2 separate regions of the Homo sapiens genome follow, and region 1 is linked to region 2. A link is a loop called in an ENCODE intact Hi-C map of the cell type or tissue named here. Cell type or tissue: CD4-positive, alpha-beta T cell. All regions are shown on one strand. Each heading gives the region's core, and the rest is flanking DNA. Links, peaks and the distances in the headings are about the cores only.

The links. Peaks named below come from ENCODE experiments on the same cell type or tissue, not always from the same donor. Only the 100,000 strongest peaks of a DNase experiment are listed, where the experiment ranks them.
Region 1: a loop joins it to region 2, with 1.8 times the contacts of the local background. A loop is called at or near these places in 4 of 110 quality-filtered maps.

The regions. Positions count from the first base shown.
Region 1 is chr5:56,177,174-56,189,883 of GRCh38, reverse strand. ANKRD55 (ankyrin repeat domain 55) reads left to right here. Exons shown (of 12, transcript NM_024669.3): 3 at 6,250-6,372. Among named protein-coding and RNA genes, the nearest start is that of ANKRD55, 50 kb to the left of the region's middle. RefSeq lists a silencer at 10,128-10,422. In CD4-positive, alpha-beta T cell, for the core only: no CTCF peak of the experiment used is centred there; a DNase peak (open chromatin) is centred at 6,193.
Region 2 is chr5:56,106,072-56,118,781 of GRCh38, reverse strand. It overlaps ANKRD55 (ankyrin repeat domain 55), which reads left to right. Exons shown (of 12, transcript NM_024669.3): 9 at 2,000-2,167; 10 at 7,000-7,664. Among named protein-coding and RNA genes, the nearest start is that of IL6ST-DT, 120 kb to the right of the region's middle. RefSeq lists a silencer at 1,606-1,900. In CD4-positive, alpha-beta T cell, for the core only: no CTCF peak of the experiment used is centred there; no DNase peak of the experiment used is centred there.

The sequences.
Region 1 (12,710 bases), core at 3,092-11,091, 70 kb before region 2:
AAAATTAAAAATGGAATTATCACATGATCTAGCAATTCCACTTCTGAGTATATACCCAAAAGAATTAAAAGCAGGAATGCAAAAAGATTTGTAGACCCATGTTCACAGCAGCATTATTCACAATAGCCAAAAGATGGGAACAACGCAAGTGTCCACTGACAGGTAATGAATAAACAAAATGTGATGCATACATACAATTAAATATTATTAAATCTTAAAAAGGGAGATAATTCTGACACATTCTACAACATGGATGAACCTTGAGGACATTATGCTAAGTGAAATAAGCCAGTCACGAAAGGACAACGGTTATTGATTCCACATACATGAGGTGCCTTTAGTAGTCAAATTCATAGACAGAAAGCAGAATGGTGGTTTCCAGGGACTGGGGATGGGAAAGAATGGGAAGTTACAGTTTAATGAGTACAGAGATTTGGAAGATGAAAAGATGAGTTTTAGTGATGGTTACACAACAGTGTGAATGGACATAATGCAATTGAACTGTAAGTACACTTAAATGGTTAAAATTTTAAATTTTATGTATCTTTTACCACATTTTTTTTTTTTTTTTTTGAGACAGAGTCTCGCTCTGTTGCCCAGGCTGGAGTGCAGTGGCGCGATGTTGGCTCACTGCAAGCTCCGCCTCCCGGATTCACACCATTCTCCTGCCTCAGCCTCCTGCACAATTTTTTTAATTAAAAAAACTCTTTAACTATCTGAAGGCTACTATCATGACCCCTGGAATAATCTTCAGAGTAGACACATTTATCTCCTTCAACCATTCTTCACGTGACATGATTAAAGTCCATTCATACCTCCAGTCACTCACCTCTGAATGTTCTCCAGCCACTATACCCCTGTTTAATTGAGACCATAGACCTCAATATGACACTGACCAGTTAAGAATGGAAAAGGCCTATCACTGCCCTCAATATGGCTACTAGATTTGGTAATTCAGCCAGACTTCCTACTAATTTATTACAACGCTGTTTATTTCTATAGAGCTAATTTTCCAGCTAAAACTCCAAGTTCTTTTTTAAAACGTTTTATCAGTCAGAACTTTTTCAGTGATTAAAAAGAAAATCCAAACGAATACACAAAATCTATGTAAATTGACTTAAGCTGGAGGCATCACATTACTTGACTTCAAATTATACTACAAGGCTATAGTAACCAAAATAGCATGATACTGGCATAAAAACAGCCACGTAGACCAATGGAACAGAATTGAGATTCCAGAAACAAGTTCACACATTTACAGTCAACTCATTTTTAACAAAGGCACCAAGACATACATTTGGGAAAGGACAGTCTCGTCAATAAAAGGTGCTGGAAGACTGGATATCTATATGCAGAAGAATAAAACTAGACCCCTATCTCTCACCATATACAAAAGTCAAATCAAAATGGATTAAAGATTTAAATGTAAGACATGAAACTACCAGAAAACATTGGGGAAATGCTTCGGGAGATTGACCTAGGCTAAGATTTCTTTTTTCTTTTTCTTTTTTTTTGGTTGTAGGGGGGTGGCGGGGTTGCGGGGGCAGGGCAGAGAAAATATCTCCACCTTTCTCTGGTAAGAGAAAGATGTCACCAGGTGGCTTCCAGGTTCATGGGTGGTAGAATAAAGCAACAGTATTGTTCTCGACAACCCCAGTCAACATATCAAACGTATCATTGCTTTTCGTGGGCTCTAATTGGGTCACATCCCTGAATCCATCTCCATGGCCAGGATAATGCTAGTGCTGAGTGGCTTAGTTCTAAGCCACATGTTCTGCCCCTGACCAGGGATATAGCCAATTCCACTGAATCAGCCTGTGGGCTAGAAGAGGAGAGGAAGTAGTCCCTAGAGAATAATCAGGTTTACCTTATCAACAGGGAGAGGGGAAGTTGAGTGCAAAAACTACATACTTAACCACCCTTCAATCAGTTCAACTGGATATTTTGTGGACCAAGATATTGTTACCGGGGGTCCTTGTTCTTAGAGCTCCGAAGATGGTGGCGGGGGGCTTCCAAGATGGTAGCCAGCCTCGTGTTATCTGACCTGGGGTTCTTGGCCTCACGTATTCCAAGAAATGGAATCTTGGGCCATGCAGTGAGTGTTATAGCTCTATTAGAAGCCGTGGGTCACGGAAGAGAACCTAGAACCCAGTGACTAGCGTTCAGCTCGATTAGGATGAACCCAGGCAGTTAGCCGTGCAGGAACAATGGCAAGCCTTTAGCCCGATTGGGAGCAGCAATGGGTGCCTCGCTGGATCAGGAGCACAGCGGTCACCCTGCTGGATCCAGAGGGATAGAAGTCAGCGGCGGGTCTGCGACAGCAGCAAACAGCAGTGGTGGACAGTGAGCGAAAGCTCAGCTCAAGCCGTAACAAACACGGACCAGAAGAGTGTGCAGTTGCAAGATTTAATAGAGTGAAAACAGAGCTCCCATACAAAGGGAGGTGACCCAGAGAGGGTAGCCGTTGCCAGCTCGAATGCCTGGGTTTAAATCCCGGTCATTGTCCCTCCCGCTGTGCTCTCAGACAATAGATGATTGGCTATTTCTTTACCTCCTGTTTTTGCCTAATGAGCGTTTTAGTGAGCTCTCTTTACTACCTGATTGGTCGGGTGTGAGCTAAGTTGCAAGCCCTGTGTTTAAAGGTGGATGCAGTCACCTTCCCAGCTAGGCTTAGGGATTCTTAGTCAGCCTAGGACATCCAGCTGGTCCTGTCTTTCAATATGTTACTCTACCTTTAGCTCTATTAAATACTATCTAATTAGATTTCTGGCAAGATATTTTGGGGATCATAATTCTATCAGGCAATGCATTCATTGTTTCTCTCAGCTGTATGTGGTCCACAGTGTGATGAATGTGCCTTGCATATTTTATTGCACTCAGTGATGAACGGATTGTGAATACATTTATGTCTGTTATATAGGCACATTATATAACATATGAACAGGCTGTTAAACACAGAGCTCCTCAGCCCACCACCAGGATCTTCCTCCTGAAGTGATACCACCAGCATCTTTGGATGTGGTCACACAACCAGATACCAGCTCCATCTTTGTCCTGTTTCTGGGCCCTATTTCTTGTGCCCAAATATACTGTGAGAAATCTTAACAAAATGTCTAGAGTCCTAGGAAGGTTCCTAATGGGGACTAATGTTCTGTGCAATGTATGGACTTTTTGTCTAATCATCATCAACAAGAGACTATTTTCTCTACATGTCCCAGATTTCTAATGCTTTCTAAACGCACCAAAAAAAAATTTTTTAAGTAGCAGTAGTCACAGCAAATATATACACTATTATATGCCAGGCCTTGTTCTAAAAGCACACAGAATTAAATATTAATTCATTTTTTTCCTCACAACAAACTTATAAGAGAGGTAGGTAGTTATCCTAATTATCATCATTATTACCTTCATTTTAAAGACAAAGAAACTGGCCAGGAACAGTGGCTTACGCCTATAAATCACAGCACTTTGGGAAGCCAACATGGGAGGATCATTAGAGACCAGCCTGGGCAACATGGCAAAACCCCATCTCTACAAAAAATACAAAAATTAGCTGGGCGTGGTGGTGCATGTCTGTAGTCCCAGCTACTCAGGAGGCTGAGATGGGTGGATCACTTGGGCCTGGGAGGTCAAGGCTGCAGTGAGCCAAGATCACGCCACTGCACTCCAGCATGGGTGACCCAACGAGACCCTGTCTCAAATAAACAAACAAACAAACAAAAACAAGGAAACTAAGGCCTGGAGAGGGGACGGTCCAAATCCACACAGCTGGTCAGTGCAAGCTGATACTGAGGTTGTCTGCCTCCATAGTCCTTGCGCTCATCACAGGAGTGGCATTTGACCTGGACACCCCTCCTCTTTCACTTCTGGCCCCCAGGCAAATGTGCAAGTGAGTCTGACTAAAACAAACAAACGAAAACAACAAAATACTACTGTGAGTAAGTTAGGGAACAACTACTCACTTTACAAAACAGTTTGTTGTCATAAGTGAATCATTTCCAATAACAAGTTCCTTTGGGGACAGACAGGTCAACCGGCACTTATGACTTCCCAAAAATACTGGGACAGAGAAACCGAGGCAAAGGGTTAGGACCACTGCCAACGAAAGATCAATTCGAACTGAAAACTAAAAAGTATCTTTGACATAATATCCACATTAGCAGAAAAACACAACTTAAAAAAACCTTTTTCTCTTTTTTTACTTTTTTTTTTTTTGAGATGGAGTTTCACTCTTGTTGCCCAGGCTGGAGTGCAATGGCGCCATCTGGGCTCACCGCAACCTCCACCTCCCGGGTTCAAGCAATTCTCCTGCCCCAGCCTCCCGAGTAGCTGGAATTACAGGCATGCACCACCAGGCCCAGCTAATTTTTTGTATTTTTAGTAGAGACGGAGTTTCTCCATGTTGGTTAGGCTGGTCTCAAACTCCTGACCTCAGGTGATCCACCCACCTCAGCCTCCCAAAGTGCTGCGATTACAGGCGTGAGCCACCACACCTGAACAGTGGCTATGCTTGAGGGGCAGAGGAGGCGTGCATGGGAGGAACGGTGTGAGTTGATCAACACAGCCTCTCCCTGGAGGCCTCCTCTTGAGCAGAACTCACCTCCCAGTCCTCCCCGTTCTCCACTTGACCCACAGTTCTTTTGTTGTTGTTGTTTTGTTTTGAGACAGAGTCTCGCTCTGTCGCCCAGGCTAGAGTGCAGTGGTGCAATCTCGGCTCACTGCACCCTCTGCCTCCCGGGTTCAAGCAATTATCCTGCCTCAGCCTCCCAAGTAGCTGGGATTACAGGCACATGCCACCACACCTGGCTTATTTTTTTGTATTTTTAGTAGAGACTGGGTTTCTCCACATTGGCCAGGCTGGTCTTGAACTCCTGACCTCAAGTGATCCGCCCGCCTCGGCCTCGCACAGTGCTGGGATTACAGGCATGAGCCACTGCACCCAGCCCCACTTGACCCATAGTTCTGTTGTCGCCTTTCTTTTTTTTTTTTTAAGACAAGGTCTCACTCTGTTGTCCAGGCTGGAGTATAGTGGCACAATCATAGCTCACTGCTTGAACTCTGGGGCTCAAGCAATCCTCCTGCCTCGGCCTCCTGAGTACCTGGGACTACAGGTACCCACCACAATGCCCAGCTAATTTTTAAATTTTTTGTAGAGAGAGGGTCTCACTGTGTTGCCCAGGCTGATCTCGAACTCCTGGGCTCAAGCCATCCTCCCACCTCAGCCTCCCAAAGTGCTGAGATTACAGATCTGAGCCATCATGCCTGGCCTGATGTTGCCTTTGACCATGCTATTAGTTGGTTCAGGCATGCACAAGGCATAATGCAGGTGGCTACCAAATTCAAAGGAGTTGCCTACAGTTCTGTTTCTTCTGGGAATGCCCTCTCATGAAATCTCAGGTGGTTGAAATGAAGAGACTTTCATGAAGGGACAGCTTGCAGAGATGACGCAGGGCTGAAAGAATGAACTAGGGATGCTGAAGCTCCACAGACTAACATCAGTGGGAAGCCAATCCCATCCTTACAGCTAAGAAGGATGGGAGGGGACCATTTTATCAGGGAACCCAGAGAGACTGACTCTGCAGAGGAAGAGACTGGCTCTGCCAAGAAAGAGCCTCCTGTTGGGAGAGAAGTGGCTCCTGCCGAACACGGCACTAGGGGAAGGCAGGAAGAAATGTCCCATCTCTCTCTTCTCCCCATCAGGCTCCTGCCCGTGCCTCTCATGGGCAAGCAAAAGGGTGAGGGAGCCTGGGTGGAGCACTCGGCAAGGGTCAGTCCTCAGGGTACAGAATAGGGTGGGAAAGGCTGCCTCACCCTCCACATCTGGAGAACGGAGAATGGAGAGCACAATGTCTCTTTGAAAGGTAGTAAACTGAGTTATTGGGAGGACAAGGAACATGTTCCAGATCAAAAAGGGCAATGCAGAACCAAGATGAGGGCCCCACTTCCCACTTTCCTCTCTGGGCTCCCTGGCTTCGAGAAGCCTGAATGCCTGGAAATAATCAGAAAATCTCAAATGACATCCAATCCCTCAGGTTCCTTTCCAATACACGGCGGTGTTACAAATGGCATGAGTGATCCACCTTTCTTCAGAAGTGGTGAGGGAGTGTGTAGCCAGGATGACCCAGACTTCTGCCTGGATTCACTTGAGAAGTTTTAATGAATCACTTGTGTGGGTGACGACTTGGGTATTGTTATTCTTTCAGTGAACTGGCTCCACACACTAACATTGTGTCTGTTTTATGCATGAAGGTGACTCATCTGAGGAAGTTGACCTGACCATGGTTTATCAAGCAGCCTCTAATGGAGATGTCAATGCTCTGACTGCAGTGATTCGGGAAGACCCTTCTATCCTAGAATGCTGTGACAGTGAAGGTGAGATATGTATGCATTTTGAATCCAGAATGTTCTGCTCTATTTTTTTAGAGATGGCCTTCAGACATGAGCAATGTTAATAAATGTATATCTGACCAGCCATTTTGATACTGTGCCTATGTGCAGGTACCACATCGCCTCTTATAATGAAGTCATCAGTTTGAGTTTGTTTTCAATATCTTTGTATGAATGACCAAAATAGATAGGTCAAGTAGTTAGGAAAAGGTACGGAAAGAGCAGGCTACTTTTGGTAGCAATGGATGTTGAGAAAATGTAACTGTAAAAGGCAAAGAGCAAGGATTTCTGCTTCTGGGAAGATGGAGTAGATGCATTTCTTTGGTATTATTTCTGCTAAATGCAACTAAAAACCCTGGACGTTATATGTAAACATAAAAAGACTCTGGAAGATGAAGATAAAATGACAGATGAGCTGAGATCTTCTGACTCAAGGAATGACATGGTGTAAGTGCCCAGGGTTTTCTTCTTGCCTTGTCTCTCCCAGAGCTGATGCTGAAGAAGCTGGCAACCCAGAAATGTCAACAGGCACAGACCAAACAGCAAGAAAAACAACAAAAGCCTTCTCTCTCTGGCAAAAGGACCAGGAAAGAAACAGCCTAGAAAGACAGAACACTTTTTAGACAATAAGTCCCTACTCCAGCCAAACACCACAAAAAGCCATGGGGCTCCAGCCCCACTCGTTCCAGCAAAGACTGAGTAGGAAACCTGGATTTCTAATGCCACCTTGCAATAATGAGGTGGCACCCCTTTACTTCCCCTTTACAGCAGTGCCCATGGAAGCCAGCTAAAATAAAAGGTTTAAGATCAGGAATCTCATAATATAATACCCCAAAAGTCCAAGTTTCAATCAAAAATCACTCGTCATACCAAGAAACAGGAAGATCCCAAACTGAATGAAAAAATAATCAACAGATGCCAATGAAAGAGATGTTAGAATTATCTCACAAAGATTTTAAAATAACCGTGACAAAAATGCTTCAATGAGCAATTGAAAACATGCTTAAAACTAAAGAAAAAAATAGAAAGTCTCAGCAAAGAAATAAAAGACATAAGGAAAAACCAAATGAGAATTTTTAAAAATCAAAAATACAATCATCACAATGGTAAAACTCAGTGAATAAGCTCAGCAGCAGAATGAGGATGCAAAGGAAAGAAGTAATGAACTTGAAAACAGAACAGTAAGAAATAGCCAATAAGAAATAGGTAATCTGAAGAGCCCTATAATTAGGAAATTGACTTCATAATTTTAAAATCCCCCCCGAAAAAGATATCTCCAGGACTAGATTATTTCACCAGAGATTTGTGATCCTCCCACCTTGGCCTCCCAAAGTGCTAAGATTATAGATATGAGCCACCTCACCTGGCAGATTTCTACAAACTTTTAAAGAATAACCAGCATCGATTCCACATAATCTCTTCCAAAAAGAAGAGATGAGAAAACACGTTTCAGTTATGTTTATGAGCTAGTATTACTTCACTATCAAAACCAAAGACGATGTAAAAAAAAAATAAGCCTATAGACCAGTGGTCTTCATGAATGTAGATTTAAAAATCCTTAACCAAATATTAGCAAATAGAATTCAGTAATATACAGAAATAGGCCGGACACGGTGGCTCACGCCTATAATCCCAACACTTCGGGAGGCCGAGGCAAGCAGATCACTTGAGATCAGGACTTGAGGTCAAGACCGGCCTGGCCAACACGGTGAAACCCCGTCTCTACTAAAAATACAAAAATTAGCTGGGTACGGTGGCATAAGCCTGTAATCCTAGCTACTGGGGAGGCTGAGGCACGAGAATTGCTTGAACCGGGAGGCGGAGGTTGCAGTGAGCCGAGATCGCACTACTGCACTTCAGCCTGGGTGACAGAGCGAGACTCTATCTCAAAACAAAAACAAAAAGAATATCATACACCATGACCAAGTAGGGTTTGTTTTAGGGATGTTAGGGCTGTAAGACTGGTTCAATATTTGAAAGTCAATGTAATCCACCGAATTAACCAACTAAGGCAGAAAAATCACATGTTCATATCAATTAATACAAAAAAAGCTTTAGACAAAATTTAACACATATTAATAATAAAAATCTCAGAAAAATAGGAATAGACGAGAGCTTCTTCAACATAAGGAAGAGTATCAACAACAACAACAACAACTCTAGAGCTAAGGTTTTACTTAACGGTGAAAGTTTGAGTGCTTTGCCCCTAAGACCTGGAACAAGGTGTGAATGTCCACTCTCACCACTCCAATTCAGCATAGTTTAATATGAGTGCAAAAGGGCAAGAAAAGGAAATAAAAAGCATACATCTTTCATTTTTTACCCAGACTGGGGTGCAGTGGTGCAATCTTGGCTCACTGCAACCTCCACCTCCCGGGTTCAAGCAATTCTGCCTCAGACTCCTGAGTAACTGGGATTACAGGTGCTCACCACTGCTCCCAGCTAATTTGTGTATTTTTAGTAGAGACAGGTTTCACCATGTTGCCCAGGCTCTTCTCAAACTTCTGACCTCTCAGGTGATCCTCCCACCTTGGCCTCCCAAAGTGCTGGGATTACAGGTGTGAGCCACTGGCCCGGCCAAAAGCATACATCTTGAAAAGGAAAAAAGAAAACTATTACTTTTTGCACAATTTGATTGTCTTCATAGGAACTCCTAAGGAACCTACCAACATACTCCTACAACTAAGTGAGTTCAGCAAGGTCACAGGGTACAAGACATAGATTTTATTTTTGTATACAAACAATGAACATGCAGACATCAAAATTTTAAACCATAATACCATTTAAAATCACTCAATAAAAAGAAACATTTAGGTGCAAATACAATAAAATATGTACAGAACTTGTATGTTGAAAACTATAAAGTGCTAATTAAATAAATCAAAGATCTTAATAAATGGAAAGGCATACCATGTTTGTGGACTAGAAGGCTCAACATAGTAAACATGCAGTGCTCTTCAAATCTGTGTACAGATTTAGCGCAAATTCTGAAGAGACATCTTGGCATGAGATGGAGACCACAATTTCTACCAAACCCCAGCAAGATTTTTTGTGTATATAGACAAGATTAGCTAAAATGTGTATAGAAATACAAAGGAACTAGGATAGTTAAAACAATTTTGAAAAAGAATAAAGTGGAAGGAATCAGTATACCCAATTTCAACTACATTCAAGCTACATGCTATAGTTCGAATGTGTTCCCTCAAATTTCATGTGTTGGGAACCTGGTCCACAATGCAGTATTGTTGAGAGGTGGAACCTTTGGGAGATTATTGGGATTAATCCACTCATGGGTCATTGTGGGAGTGGGTTAGTAATCATGGGAGTGGGTCTGTTATAAAAGCTAGTTTGGTCATCTCTCATGAGCTCCCTTGCCATGTGATACCCTGTACCACCTCAGGACTCTGCAGAGAGTTCCCACCACCAAAAAGGCCCTCACCCAATATGGCCCCTCAACCTCGGACATCCCAGCCTCCAGAACTGAAAGAAATAAAATTCTTCTCTTTATAAATTACCCAGTCTCGTGTATTCATTTACAGCAACAGAAAACAGACTAAGACAGTATAAAAATCAAAACTAGCTAGGTTAATCCATCTAGAGTATTCAAAGTTATGCCTGATACATAATAAACACTCAATAAATACAAGCTATTATTGTTGCTTTTGGAATTTCATAACCTTACTGTAATTACTTTGCACCACCCAGGACAAGACAATGAGTCTCGAAGTGGCTAAGTTTCTTAGCCAAAGTTTCATAGCTAATAAAATAGTTGGAACTGGAACCCAAATATTCTGTGTCCTTGGTTAGTGCTGTTTCTGCTCCTTATCTTGTAGTGCAGATGTCTTAAAGTTCTTGAACACTTTACCATGTGGCAAAGTGGATCATTTAAGGACGCAAGATGCTGAGGCTACCTTCCTGCACACCTTACCTAACCAAGTTGCTCCACCCTTTATTTTGCAGAATTTAACAATTTTGACAATTTGCAATCTTTTCCTTGGATTTTTTTAAAGGAAAAAAGTTACAGAGCAGTTGAAGGCCCTTTTTATTCTTTTCTGATTCCACCCCTTTTCCCTTCATTCCTCTAAAATAACTAACCGCTATTCTGAAGCTGGTGTATATCTTTCCTTTTTCTGTTTTTGTGCTTGAACTATTTTTCCTGGGTTTATAGCAATCTGTTGTTATTTTGATTTATAAAATTTACATAAATAATAGTGTGTATCTTTGCAATTGGCTTTCTTCACTCAAAATTATGTCTTTAAGATTTATTCAAGTGGATCTGGATTAATTTAACTCAGACATTTTAATTGCTCTATGACACTTCTTTGCATAAATATAATTTATGTATTTCTCTATTAATGTTCATTTATGCCATTTCTTGTTAGTTTAGTTCTTCATTATCATCTTTGATTATATCTCTTTGTTCATCAATGTGAAATTTTCGTTATGAAATAAACTTGGAAGTGGAATTACAGGGTTATAAGGTATAAGCACCTATGATTTTATTAAATGTTGCCACATTTATCCCCAAAAATGGTTGTCCCAACTTATACTTTAACCAACAGTATGTAAGAGTTTCCCAAATCCTTGACAACACCTGGCATTTCAGATGTTTTATAATTGCTAATCCGATATGTATGAAGTGGTTTTCAAGTTTCACAACAGCTTTGTTGAGTTTTTATTAGACTTGCAATGAATGTATAGATTCATTTTCAGGAAATTGATAGCTCTATTATATTGAGTCTTTTCCTTCATAAACATAGTATCTTCCCATGTTTAGTTCTTCTTTTATGTCACCCAGTAAGTTTTATACTTCTTATCCACATAAGTCTTGCTCTTCTTTGGTTAGATTTATTCCTAAGTACCGTATTTTTGTTGTTGTTGCTTTTGTTTTTTGTTACTTTTCCTATTGCTTTTGTTTAAGGAAGACCTTTTCTTTTATATATGAATTTTACATACAGGAACAATGCTGTACTGTCTTACTTGTTTTATTTTGAGGGTTTTTTTTTTTCTATTTTCTACAAGGACAAATGTACCAACTTAAAATAAATTTTGGAACCCCATTTGGAGATAAATCTGTCATTCCTCCCTAAACCTCAGTTAGAGACACCTCAGGAAAATTATTTTAAACTTAAGAAATATTTGGGCCAGATGCAGTGGCTCACGCCGGTAATCCCCGTACGTTGAGACATTGACGTGGAAGGATTGCTTGAGCCTAGAAGGTCAAGGCTGCAGGGAGCCATGATCACACCACTGCACTCCAGCCTGGGCAACAGAGCAAGATGCCGTCTCAAAAAAAAAAAAAAGAAAGAAAAGATTTGTTCAGTAATCATTTGGTTATGCATTTCAGAATTGCTGTTTAATATCTTCCCGGTACCAGGTACAGTGGTTGGTACCGAGGATTCAGTGATGAGCAGGAGAGATGTGGTTCCTTCCACTTCGAATTATAGCTTAGAAGAGACAAATTTTAAACACGTGATTATGCTCAATCAATACATAATTGTAAAATATTAAAAGAATTACTAGAGAAAAATGAAGGATGATGAAAAATTATAACATGGACATCCAGTTCACAATGGAGGGTCAGGAAGGTGTTCCCTGAAGAAATTTATATGTAAGCTAGGCTCTCAAGATAGATGTAAATTAGCCAGACATAGCATGTAATTTTATGAAAACAATATCTAGGGATTCTGTTTTTGTTTCTTTGTGTGTGTGTTTTTTTTTTGAGATGGAGTCTCACTCTGTCACCCAGGCTGGAGTGCAGTGGCACAATCTCGGCTCACTGCAACCTCCACCTCCCGGGTTCAAGCAATTCTCCTGCCTCAGCCTCCTGAGTAGCTGGGATCATAGGTGCGTGCCACCATGCCCGGCTAATTTTTTTTGAATTTTTAGACAGGGTTTCACCATGTTGGCCAGGCTGTTCTCGAACTCCTGGCCTCAAGAGATCTGCCCACCTCTGCCTCCCAAAGTGCTGGGATTACAGGCAGGAGCCACCACACCCGGCCTATCTAGGGATTCTTTAGCTTTACTTACTGAGCATTTCAGATTCACAGATTGCTTCAATAATTGCCTTTTGCAGCATGTCCTTTTTTTCTCTCAATAGTTATAATTACCACTTGTTGACAGGAAGAAAGGAAGGGAGGAAGGGAAAGGAAGGAAATTTTGCAACTATTTTAAGACATAGCACTTCATTGCTGCTTTTTCCCAGTACAGATGACTGAAAGAGTTTCAGAAGGAAAAAAATTGGAGAGAAATTGAGTTGCCGACTGCAACTCAATTTCTGGTGTCCTAGGGACTGCACTGCAAAGCTCATCACTCCCTCCAGG
Region 2 (12,710 bases), core at 1,834-9,833:
TCTTCATGTGCTTATTTACCATCCATATATCTTCTTTGACGAAATGTCTATTCTGATCTTTTGCTAATTTTTAAAATTGGTTTATTTTCTTATTGTTCCGTTCTGAAAGATTTTATTATTTTATTTTATTTTATTTTATTTTATTTTATTTATTTTTTGAGATGGAGTCTCGCTCTGTTGCCCAGGCTGGAGTGCAGTGGCATGATCTCGGCTCACTGCAAGCTCTGCCTCCCCGGTTCACACCATTCTCCTGCCTCAGCCTCCCAAGTAGCTGAGACTACAGGGCCCGCCAGCATGCCTGGTTAATTTTTTGTATTATTAGTAGACACGGGGTTTCATCATGTTAGCCAGGATGGTCTCGATCTCCTGACCTTGTGATCCACCTGCCTTGGCCTCCCAAAGCGCTGGGATTACAGGTGTGAGCCACCGCACCCAGCCAGTTCTGAAAGATTTTATATACTAATTACCAGTATTAGTAATACTTTGTTGACTATGTGATTTGCAAATATTTTCTCCCAGCCTATGGCTTGTCTTTTTATTCTCTTAAGAAAACACTGGTTATACAGTTTAATAAAGGTTTAAATACTGGTGAATATTTTTATACCTTTTGGCCAATGAAGGACTTTTTTCTTTTTTTTTGAGACAGAGTCTTGCTCTGTCGCCCATGATGGAGTGCAGTGGTATGATCTCGGCTCACTGCAACCTCTGCCTCTGGGGTTTAAGCAATTCTCATGCCTCAGCCTCCTGAGTAGCTGGGACTACAGGCACATGCCACCATGACTGGCTAATTTTTGTATTTTTAATGGAGACAGTGTTTTGCCTTGTTGGCCAGGCTGCTCTTGAACTCCTGACCTCAGATGATCCATCTGCCTCAACCTCCCAAAGTGCCAGAATTACAGGCGTGAGCCACTGTGCCTAGCCATGAAGGACTTTTTAAACATAACATCATGAAAGAAAGAAAAAATGAATAAGGAATTAAATGTGATTTTTTTTTAAGTTTTATAGAAAAATCACTTAAAAATTGAAAGTCAGCCAGGCATGGTGGCTCACGCCTATAATCCCAGCACTCTGGGAGGCCAAGGCGGGTGGATCATGAGTTCAGGAGTTCAGAACCAGCCTGGCCAACATAGTGAAACCCCGTCTCTACTAAAAATACAAAAATTAGCCGGGTGTGGTAACATGTGCCTGTCATCTCAGCTACTCAGGAGGCTGAGGTGGGAGAATCGCTTGAACCTGGGAGGCGAAGGTTGCAGTGAGCCAAGACCACACCATTGCACTCCAGCCTGGATGACAGAGTGAGACTCTGTCTCAAAAAATAAAATAAAAATAAAAATAAATTAAAAGTCAAGTAACAAATTACAGAAAATGTTTTCATAAACATAACCTATAAAAGACCAATGCCTTTAATATAAAGAGCACATACAAATTAGTAAGAAAAACACTTATACTTTAATAGAAAAATGACAAAAGGCATTAGTCATTTCAATGAAGAAACTCAAATGGCAAACAAACTTATATTTCAAAAGTTCAAACCTTACTATAAATTAAATAAAAAGGAAAATGACAGTGAAGCATATTTTGCCTACCAAAATGGACAAAGATTTTTAAAGTTAGTGACAATACTCAGTATTACAGAAGGAGGAGAAACATAGCTAGTAGGAGGACAAATTGACTCAATCTTCCGGAAGGCAGTTTGGCACTATGTATAAAGAACCTCAAAACTGTTCATACCCTTTGACCCACTACTTCCTCTTCTAGGAAATTGTTAGAAAGGCCAGAGAGTGTAGATGGCAGGGAATACTTAGAGCTAGAGGAGAGGCCCCTACACATGTCCACCATCATCCTTCGGGCTCATTTAACACTTACTATTTCTATACTGTAAATGGCAACAAGATTTTCCCTACCTCAACCTGACTTTGAGCAGGAGCTGTTGCTGGCTAAGCAGCCTGAACAATTCACATGCTCAGACGCTTGTGCTTTTTTCACATGGCCCCTCCAGGACACCTCTGCACTGGGCTGCAGCTGCAGGGAAGGCCGAATGTGTCCAGTCACTGCTGGAGTTGGGAATGGACAGCAACCTGCGGGACATCAATGAGAGCACGCCCTTGGCCTATGCCCTGTACTGCGGTCACACGGCGTGTGTCAAACTCCTCTCCCAAGAGAGCAGGTGAGTACAACAGGAGCCAGTTATTTTTCTATTCTTCTCAACTATTTATAAATTTGGATGAAATGTTTTAAATTGCCAAGGTGCAAACCAATAATAATATTATTATACTTTTATAATATAATTAATGTTACATAGTATTAAAGACATTAAATGATTCTATAATTAACGTTTGCCATTATCTAACACAGAATAAAGTGCTCTTGGAGCAAAATGATAGTAGTGAATCCAAATCCATCAGCCTAATATTCACTGAACTTGAATCTCTTCTTTCCTTTTCTCTCTTTCCTCTTCCCTTTTTGGCAAATCCTCTGAATCCCTCTTTTGCCTAATTTGATGAGTCTCAAACTTTCGTTCTCGGGACCCTTTTACACTCTCAAAAATTATTAAGGGCCCCCAGATAACTTTAGTTTATGAGAGTCAAACCCGTCAATATTTATGGCATTAGAAATTAAAACCGAGCGGCCAGGTGCGGTGGCTCATGCCTGTAATCCCAGCACTTTGGGAGGCTGAGGCAGGTGGATCACCTGAGGTCAGGAGTTCGAGACCAGCCTGGCCAACATGGTGAAATCCCACCTCTACTAAAAATACAAAAATTAGCCAGGCATGGTGGTGGGTGCCTGTAATCTCAGCTACTTGGGAGGCTGAGGCAAGAGAATAGCTTGAACCTGGGCGATGGAGTTTGCAGTGACCCGAGATCACTCCATTGCACTCCAGCCTGGGTGACAGAGTGAGACTCCGTCTCAAAAAAAAATTAATTAATTAATTAAAATGAGAAATTTTTAATAAAATATGCATTGTTATCCATTTAAATTAATAATAAACATTACATTTACATGAGAACATAAATAGCATATTTTAATTAAAAATAAAATGTTTTATTTAATATTTCTATTTCCCAAAACAAAAATATTGTCATGAGAAGAGCAGCATTGTTTTATATTTTTGGCAACTCTCTTTGGTAGCTTAATACAAGCTTAATAGAATACAGCTGCGGGCTGGGCATGGTGGCTCACACCTGTAATCCTAGCACTTTGGGAAGTTGAGGCGGGTAGATCACCTGAGGTCAGAAGTTCAGCTAGACCAGCCTGGCCAACATGGTAAAACCCCATCTCTACCAAAAACAGAAAAACTAGCCAGATGTGGTGGTGCGTGCCTGTAACCCCAGCTACTGGGGAAGCTGAGGCAGGAGAATCGCTTGAGCCTGGGAGGTGGAGGTTGCAGTAAGCCGAGACAGTGCCACTGCACTCCAGCCTGGATGACAGAGCAAGACCGTCTCAAAAAAAAAAAAAAATAGAATAAAGTGGGTTCCACATCTACTCTTTGCATTCTCTCTGTTGCGATGTAATGTGTTTTGTTTTTTGGTTTGGGGGTTTGCTTATTTATTTATTTATTTATTTATTATTATTATTATTTTTAGAACCAGAGTCTCACTTGTCATCCAGGCTGGTGTGCAGTGGCATAATCATGGCTTACTGCAACCTTGAACTCTTGGGCTCAAACGATCCCCTCACCTCAACCTCCTGAGTAGCTGGGACTTTAGGCATGTGCCACCATGCCCAGCTGGGTTTTCTTGTTTTTTGGTTTTTTATTTTTTTGTAGAGATGGCCTCACTATGCTACCCAGGCTGGTCTCAAACTCCTGGCCTCAAGCAGTCCTCCCACCTTAGCCTCCTGAAGTGCTGGGATTAGAAGTGTGAGCCATCATACCCAGCCACAGTATCATGTTTTGATTGATGTATATAAAAACGATCCAGCCTTATATAAATACGTAGTTGGAAAAGGCAGGTGTATCTCAATAGGCTTTTCAGATAATTGTGTGTATTTTTCTTTGATACGATACCAAAACTTAACAAGCAGCAGTTTCTTAAAGGTTAATTGCAATGTGGATTCTCACCATATCAATGAATTTTTTGTACTCTGTCACATTAGAATACATTACTATACCTTATACTTTAAATGGGTCTTATACACATGCGTGATTTTATTAACACCTTGCATTGGTCATTTGGAAAATATTGGTTCACTTAATTATAAAGATCTTCCAGATGACACATTTCATTATACAATATCAAAAAGTCACATTTGTTAACATCACCACCAATCTATTGGACAAGCTTTATATACTGAGATGGTGTCAAGCTTACAATGTGAATATAAGTTTTCCAAAATTCTAGTTTTTGCTTGAAAGCTAGACTTTTGTCATTGGCTACAATAACTGTCAGTTATTTATCTTGAAATGAAATATTCACTGTATTCGTTTTATTTTATTTATTTGTTTATTTATTTTGAGATGGAGTTTCGCTCTTGTTGCCCAGGCTGGAGTACAATGGCACGATCTCGGCTCACCGAAACCTCTGCCTCCCAGGTTCAAGTGATTCTCCTGTCTCGGCCTCCAGAGTGGCTGGGATTACAGGCATGTGCTACTACCCCTGGCTAATTTTGTATTTTTAGTAGAGACAGGTTTTCTCCATGTTGGTCAGGCTAGTCTCTAATTCCCAACCTCAGGTAATCCACCCGCCTCGGCCTCCCAAAGTGCTGGGATTACAGGCGTGAGCCACCACGCCTGGCCCACTTTATTCATTTTAATATATTTTTATTGTATATATATATATATATATATATATATATAGTATACATATTTTGATATAAATATACCTAGTCAGATGGGTCGAGCGCAGTGACTCACGCCTGTAACCTCCACACTTTGGGAAGCCAAGGTGGGTGGATCACTTGAGCCCAGGAGTTCAAGACTAGCCTAGCCAAGATGGCAAAACCCCATCTCTACTGAAAATACCAAAATTAGCTGGGCGTGGTGGCATGCACCTGTAATCCCAGACACTTGGGAGGCTGAAGCACGAGAAATACTTGAACTCAACTGCAACTTTGTACCCTTCGACCTACACCTCCCATTCCCCCACCTCACCCTCACTTCTGGTAATCACTGTTTTACTCTCTGTTTCTGTGTATTTCACTTTATTTATTTTGCAGAAATTTCTGCAAATACTTAGCTCTACATAACCACAGTTTGTCTGCAAGGCATAAAAATGGTGTTCCGTGAAAAAAGTGTCCGGTTCAGCCCGCGACTCAAACAATTGCACAGCTGCTTTACCCCAAGACAATCATCACACCTCCGTATATAGTAGAATTGCTTACGAGTGCTTCTTATTTTGTCAAACAAGTGTACTCAAGTTAATATTTAATCAAATTAATAACTTGTACTCCCTAAACAAGGACATTATTAAGTTAAAGGACTTTTTTTTTCTGCAAGTACATTGATGCCACTATTGTCCTGATTTGTACTGAGGCAGCCACCATTTTACCCACCACCTCTATTGCACCATCGATGCAAGGCAGCACAGTGAAAAAGACAAATAACGTTGTGATGTTATTATGAATAGAGTTTAATGCCATAAACCCCTTAAAAAGTCGGGGATCCCTCTCCAAGGGTTCAGTGGACCCCATTTTGAGACCCAGAGGCCTAAAGCACAAGCTGTAACAGGAGGAGGAGATGGCTTACACAAGATGCTGCAATAGCATCAATTCACACAGACATATTCTTTATAGGGAAACTTGAGCGTCGGAAGTGCCCTGGGGCTCTCTCTCTGGTGGTATTAGGAGTCTAGAATTCAGTATTTCAAAAAGCCCATTGGAAGGTGAAAGAATAAAGATAAGACTACATCATGGAATAAAAATTCAAAGGATGCACTGTGTGACCTGTAGAGAAAACATTCATTATATGCATCCAAAATAAGTGGTGATGTTTTTCAAATTGCAGATTGCGATATCTCACTCCAGAAAGTAGTGTTGCAATCTGACTCAGGGGCACACACACGGGTCAGGTTTCATCGTTAATTCATACCGCAGAAAGCATTAAGTCAATTGGAGCCTCAAAAGAGAATCACACAGAATTTTCTAAGGAACACAAACAGAATCTTGCCTCAGGGAACCTCTCGACAACTGCTGGCCTTTTTCCTTTATAATTTGCCTGCGCATTGGGCATTGCTCACTTTCTTCTGCAGCCACGCCCGACCTTGGTCATGCACTCCTCCTCTTCCCTCGCTGGAGCCCAGACTAAAGCTTCTTTCCTTGGTTGTTTTTTTTTTTTTTTTTTGCTAGAGATGAGATCCTGCCATGTTGCCCAGGCTGGTCTCAAACTCTTGACATCAAGTGATCCTCCTGCCTCAGCCTCCCAAAGTTCTGGAATTATAGGCATTAGCCACCGTACCTGTTCTTCAGCATACTTTTTTTAAAAGTACTTTTCGATAGGAAAGTTTTAGTTTAAAATGGGGAGGGGTCTCTGAGGGGGATAATGTCAGTCGGTCAGCACTCGGTCCAGGTTTTCTAGGATCTCTGTCAGAGAAAGCCTAAAACCACATTCCCCCCACCTCAGCAACCTCCTCCATCCTTCTGCTCATTGAAGCCTGAACTCAAACCCTTAGGCTTCATCTCTGACTTCAACTTGCGTGCCTACTGACTGTCCTTGAGATGTGAGAACAACACTTTCAGCTAATTTTCAGTTTAGTTAACCTCTTGTTGAAAACAGATGATCTAGGTGTAAATTTTGAAAGGATATCCCCTGAAGGAGCAAGAAAAATCTAAGAAACGTCCTCCTTGGGCAAAGACTGCCCATGGTAAAGAGCCTCTTCTGGGCGGGATTGCCAGGGGTACTGTGAGTTCTTCACACTGCCTTTAACTTGAGAAGGCTTTGGAGGTATCTAGGAAGGATCTCAGAAAACCTGATGAAGCATGTGGAATAGGGGGTCGGTATTTCGGTGAGTGATGTCTCTACTTCCCATACTCACATATCATCCCTGCTCTTTTATATTCGCATAGAACAGAGCCTACTCGACCCCCTCCCTCCCAGAGCAGTCGGCCCCAGAAGAAGGAGAGACGGTTCAACGTGCTCAACCAAATATTCTGCAAAAACAAGAAAGAAGAGCAGAGAGCCCATCAGAAGGATCCCAGCAGGGACCGATACAGAGAGGAGGACACCTCAGAAGTCAATGACATCATCACCACCTTTGATAGCATCGTGGGTACCAACTGCCAAGAACAGCCTGGTGATCAGGTGGCTATGGTTGAATTTAAGAAGAAAACCTCAGACAATTCAAAATATCTCTTACCAGAAAAGAAACCGCTGGCCCGTAAGGGGCTTCCACCAATCAGAACGCAGAGTCTCCCACCCATCACCCTGGGCAATAACTTCCTAACAGCCTCCCATAGGGCCACTTCCCATGCAGGCCTGAGCTCTGCTCCTCATCATATGGCCCAGCGATCTCAGAAAAGTCGAAGTGAGCAGGATTTATTAAATAACAGAACTGGCTGCCAGATGTTACTAGATAACCCCTGGAAGAGTGATTCTAATCAGGTATTTTCCTACAAAGTTTGGACTGTGTCTTCTTCTGATAAGCTGCTGGACAGATTGCTCAGTGTCCGGCCTGGTCACCAAGAGGTCTCCGTGCCACCACACCTTCGCCATCTACATAATCCATCATCAGGTAATGTCCTTGATTTCATGTTCATTCTCAGCAGGCTCTATACTGGAAATGTCCCGTACAGTTTTAAGCTAGGAACTGGAGTGACAATAGCCTAGAAGGCAGGGTGAGAATAAAATGAGTGATTAGAGCCACCTTTTCTCCCAAAGTGCACTGGATTTGAGATTTCTGAGCTGTGAAAACATTCTGCTTCTCCCCTCTTCAAGTAATCATCAAGTACAAATATGTGCCTTCTCATCTCCCCAGCAAATATGTGTGGTATGTACCAGATTGGAGCAAGAATATTACTATTTCCACTAGCAAGGATTCTTAACTAGTGTGTGGCAAATACCTGTGAGGAGTTTGTTTGTGTGATTGTTTTTAAATCAGGCATTCAATCTCCACCCCAGACCTACTGAACCAAAATCTTGGTGAGGGAACAGGGAAAATGGCCATGCCTTGTGTGGACACATGTAGAAAGGTAACACATTTGCACATTTGTGAGTTAGATCTCAACACATACCAAAGGGTTGTAAAGCAATTCTCCCTCTTGCGTCTTCCCCAGCTATCCAGTGCCCCTCATCCAAAGCTAAATGTCAAAAAAAAAAAAAATGCATTTTTTGTTTATCCTTCCAGAGATATTTTACCCACATATATGTCTCCATTTTTAGATATGAAATATGTACATATCCCACCTTTTAAATAAATGTATCACACTAAAGAATGTATTTATTTATTTATTTGAGACAAGGTCACACTCTGTCACCCAGGCTAGAGTGCAGTGGCACAATCATGGCTCACTGCAGCCTCTGTCTCCTGGGTTCAAGCGATCCCCCTGCCTCAGCATCCTGAGTAGCTGGGACTACAGTTGCGCACTGCTACATCTGGCTATTTTTTTTTTTTTTTTTGTAGAGATGGAGTTTCACTGTGTTTCCCAGGCTGGTGGTGAACTCATGGCCTCAAGCAATCCTCCCTTCTCGGTCTCTCAAAGTGCTGAGATTATAGGCATGAGCCACCACACCAAGCCTAAGAATTTATATAGACAGATAGATAGATGATAGATAGATATAGATAAAGATTTTTTTTTTTTTGAGACGGAGTCTCGCTCTGTCGCCCAGGCTAGAGTGCAGTGGTGCAATCTCAGCTCACTGCAACCTCCACAGTGACACGATCTCTGCTCACTACAACCTCCGCTTCCCGGGTTCAAGCGATTCTCCTGCCTCAGCCTCCCAAGTAGCTGAGACTACAGGCATATGCCACCACACCCAGCTAATTCTTTGTATTTTTAGTAGAGATGGGGTTTCACCATGTTAGCCAGGATGGTCTCGATCTGACCTCGTGATCCACCCGTCCCAGCCTCCCATAGTGCTGGGATTACAGGCGTGAGCCACCGCGCCTGGCATAGAATTTATATTTTTATACAAATGTATATGTATCTATTCCCCACCTTATAAATAAATTTATCGCACTAAAGAATTTATTTTTATTTTTTAAATGATCCATAGGCTGGGTACAGTGACTCACACTTGTAATCTCAGAACTTTGAAGGGTTGAGGCAGGGGGTCAATGTAGCAGGATCCCCATCTCTACAGAAAAAAAAAAAAAGATCCACAGGTGATTCTTTGAACCATTGTTCAAAAGCAGAGGCTGCAAAACAGCTTCCGAAACCTGTTCGGTGCCACAGTACCTTGGCTTGTTTTTAAGTAAATTGTCAATATTTTTAAATTATGAAATTTTATATAAAAATCTAGAATTCTAGCTTCTCTCGAAAAACTAGAAAATCTGGCAACACTAAACCCAAATTCCCAAATGGCAATAATTGGCTGGATCTGAGTAACCACTGTCCACTTAGACACCACTGTCCCCAGTTCAGTTCAGTCCAGTCCACACCACTCCACCGTCTCTCCATGGAGTGTCAGACAGGCTTTATAAACATCTTTCAGTTGTTTTTCTTACAGTAGGATTAAGAGAAAAAATAATTTATTTCTTGAAGCCATTTTTCTCTAAGAGTAGAAAAATGAAAGACCAAGACAGCAATGGGGGTTTTTGTTGGGCGGTGGGGTGTGTGTGTGTGTGTGTGTGTGTGTGTGTGTGTGTGTGTGTTTTGAGACAGAGTCTCACTTGTCACCCAGGCTGGAGTGTAGTGGCATGATCTCGGCTCACTGCAACATCCGCCTCCTGGGTTCAAGCAATTCTCCTGCCTCAGCCTCCCAGGTAGCTGGGATTACAGGCATGTGCCACCACGCCTGACTAATTTTTGGATTTTTAGTGGAGACGGGGTTTCACTATGTTGGCCAGGCTGGTCTCGAACTCCTGACCTCGTGATCCGTCCGCCTCGGCCTCCCAAAATGCTGGGATTACAGGCGTGAGCCACTGTGCCCAGCTGCAATATGTTTTTTTAAAAAGTAGAAAAGGGCCATATATTTTTTCAGAATGAGCAAAATTCCTTTGCGTTTAATATGCAGTTGATTTTGACTCTCTTCACCCTTTGACATGTGCCCAGTGCCTGAAGCCTTTGAAGTAGAATATGGCTCCCTCACTCATATTTGTATACATATTTAGGCACAGGATAAATATGGATAAGCACATTAAGGCTGTTTCCTGATGTCTGAGAAAAACTCCAGTCAAGATTTTGCTTCCTCCACAAAGCACTGAAGCACTTGGCTGGTGGCATGGGTAGTGTTTGCATTTTTTTCTGCAGAAGGATCAGGAAGGGAACACAGTGGTCTGCCACCTTTTGACACTTCAGGGCCTCAACCCATCCTGTTTTCCAGAGTTAGGCCTGTCCCGGCCAAACGAATACCTTCTGTTATGAAAATCATGTGAAAATCTGAAAATCTTGTTCTTTTTCCGTTCCAAAGACAGCCTTGGCCTGTCTCTTTTACATCAGTTAGGATGGGGTTCAGCTTCCTGTAAAAGAAACCCAAAGTCACAGGGGCTTGAACAACATAGAAGTTTATTGCTATCACGGCCAGGTGCAGTGGCTCAGGCTTGTAATCCCAGCACTTTGAGAGGCCAAGGGAGGTGGATTGCTTGAGCTCAGGAGTTCAAGACCAGCCTGGGCAACGTGGTTAAGCTTCGTCTCTACAAAAAATACAAAAAAAATTAGCCAGGAGTAGTGGTACTTGCCTGTGGTCTCAGCTACTTGGGGGGCTGAGACGGGAGGATCACTTGAGCCTGGGAGGCAGAGGTTGCAGTGAGCCAAGATCGCACCACTGCACCCCAGACTTGGTGACAAAGTGAGGCCCTGTCTCAAAAAAAAAAAAAAAGTTTATTGCTATCACATGAAAGAAGTCTGAAGTAGGCAGTTCCCAGACATTTGGTGGCTCCACAATCATAAGCAACATAGGCTCTTTCCATCTATGTGCCCCGTCACCTAATGTATGGCTTCTCTCCTCGAGGGGCTGATGGAGCAGGAGGAAGGAAGTAGAGAGGGGGAAAAATGCGTGTCCCCATGTGAATCAGCTCCCATTAAGAACTCATCTGGCTTAAGTGCCACACTTCCGCTTGCATCTCATTGGCCTCTAAACTTTGGTCATATATTCACAGCTATCAACAAGGAGTCTTTTAGCTGGCCACGTTGCTATCCCTCCAAAATTGGATTTCTGTTTCTAAGTGAGGGAGGAGATATTAGATGGAGAGTTAGTACATTCTGACACATGTGCCACCCAAAAATTTCCATCTTATTTGAAATAAAAAGAAATTCAATAAACGTGGTTTGGGGATTTGCTCACTTACACAATGAAATAACTAGAAAAATCCTGGGACAGCAGAATAGCAGAAAGGGGAAGGTGAATTTCTCCAATGGAATCTGCCTATATCAAATATTTTTTTCAACCAATTTTTCTGAGTGCTGATTATAACTAGGAGCCATTCTAGGCAACTGAGTCATGATAAGATAAATTTCCCAAGTGTTTTCAGCCTATAAATCAGCTTTAAGGGGTATAGATTTACTAAAATGCTTCTGCAACTGACTTTAAATTGACTTTCTTCTCATGTTTAGATACAGTCATAGGGTTTCAAAAATGGAAAGGAGCTTAGTCATTTGATCAAACATTAAATGATTGCTGAGTGTTTATCACAGTTGATTTATCAAAAGAGAGTGAGGGATTTTTTTTTTTTTTTTTTTTTAGAGAGAGATAGGATCTGTCACCCAGGCTGGAGTACTGTGGCTTGATCATAGCTCACTTCAGCCTCAAACTCCTGGGCTTAAGCAATCCTCCCATCTCAACCTCCCATGTAACTGGAACTACAGACACATCTCCTCCTCTGGCTAATTTTTTTGTCATCATTTTTTTGTAGAGACAAGGGTCTCACTTTGTTACCCAGACTAGTCTAGAACCCCTGGCCTCAAGCAATCCTCCCATCTTGGCCTCCCAAAATGCTGGCATTATAGATATGAGCCACTAAGGCTGGGTGTGGTGGCTCATGCCTGTAATCCCAGCACTTTGGGAGGCCAAGGTAGGCGGATCACCTGAGGTCAGGAGTTCGAGACCAGCCTGGCCAACATAGTGAAACCCCATCTCTACTAAAAATACAAAAATACAAAAATTAGCCAGGTGTGGTGGCGGGCGCCTGTAGTCCCAGCTACTGTGGAGGCTGAGGTGGGAGAATCGCTTGAACTCAGGAGGCAGAGGTTGCAGTGAGCCGAGATCGCACCTGCACTCCAGCCTGGGCGACAGAGCAAGACTATGTCTCAAAAAAAAAAAAAAAAAAAAAAAGCTTTCCTAGCCTTACGGATTTTATTTTTGTGATCATTTTTAACAATAATTGTTTTGAGATCACTGAGGCTTCTGCACTACACTGAAGTGGGTGTTGTCGTTGTTGTTAGTCTAGGAGAGTTGAAACTTTATGTGAAAGTTTAATGTGGTAAAGCAGTTGGATAAATCATCCCACTATAGCACTGACTTGAACTTGGATTGTCCCTTTATCTTTGGATTTCCTCCTTTCCTGCCCTGGGTTTGGTAGAAATAATATGAGTTAGTAGTGCTGCTGTTAAAATTCCAGGCAGCCACTATCCAATGCTTACATCAGCAGCCCTGAACATTTAGCTGTAATGATTATTGCTTA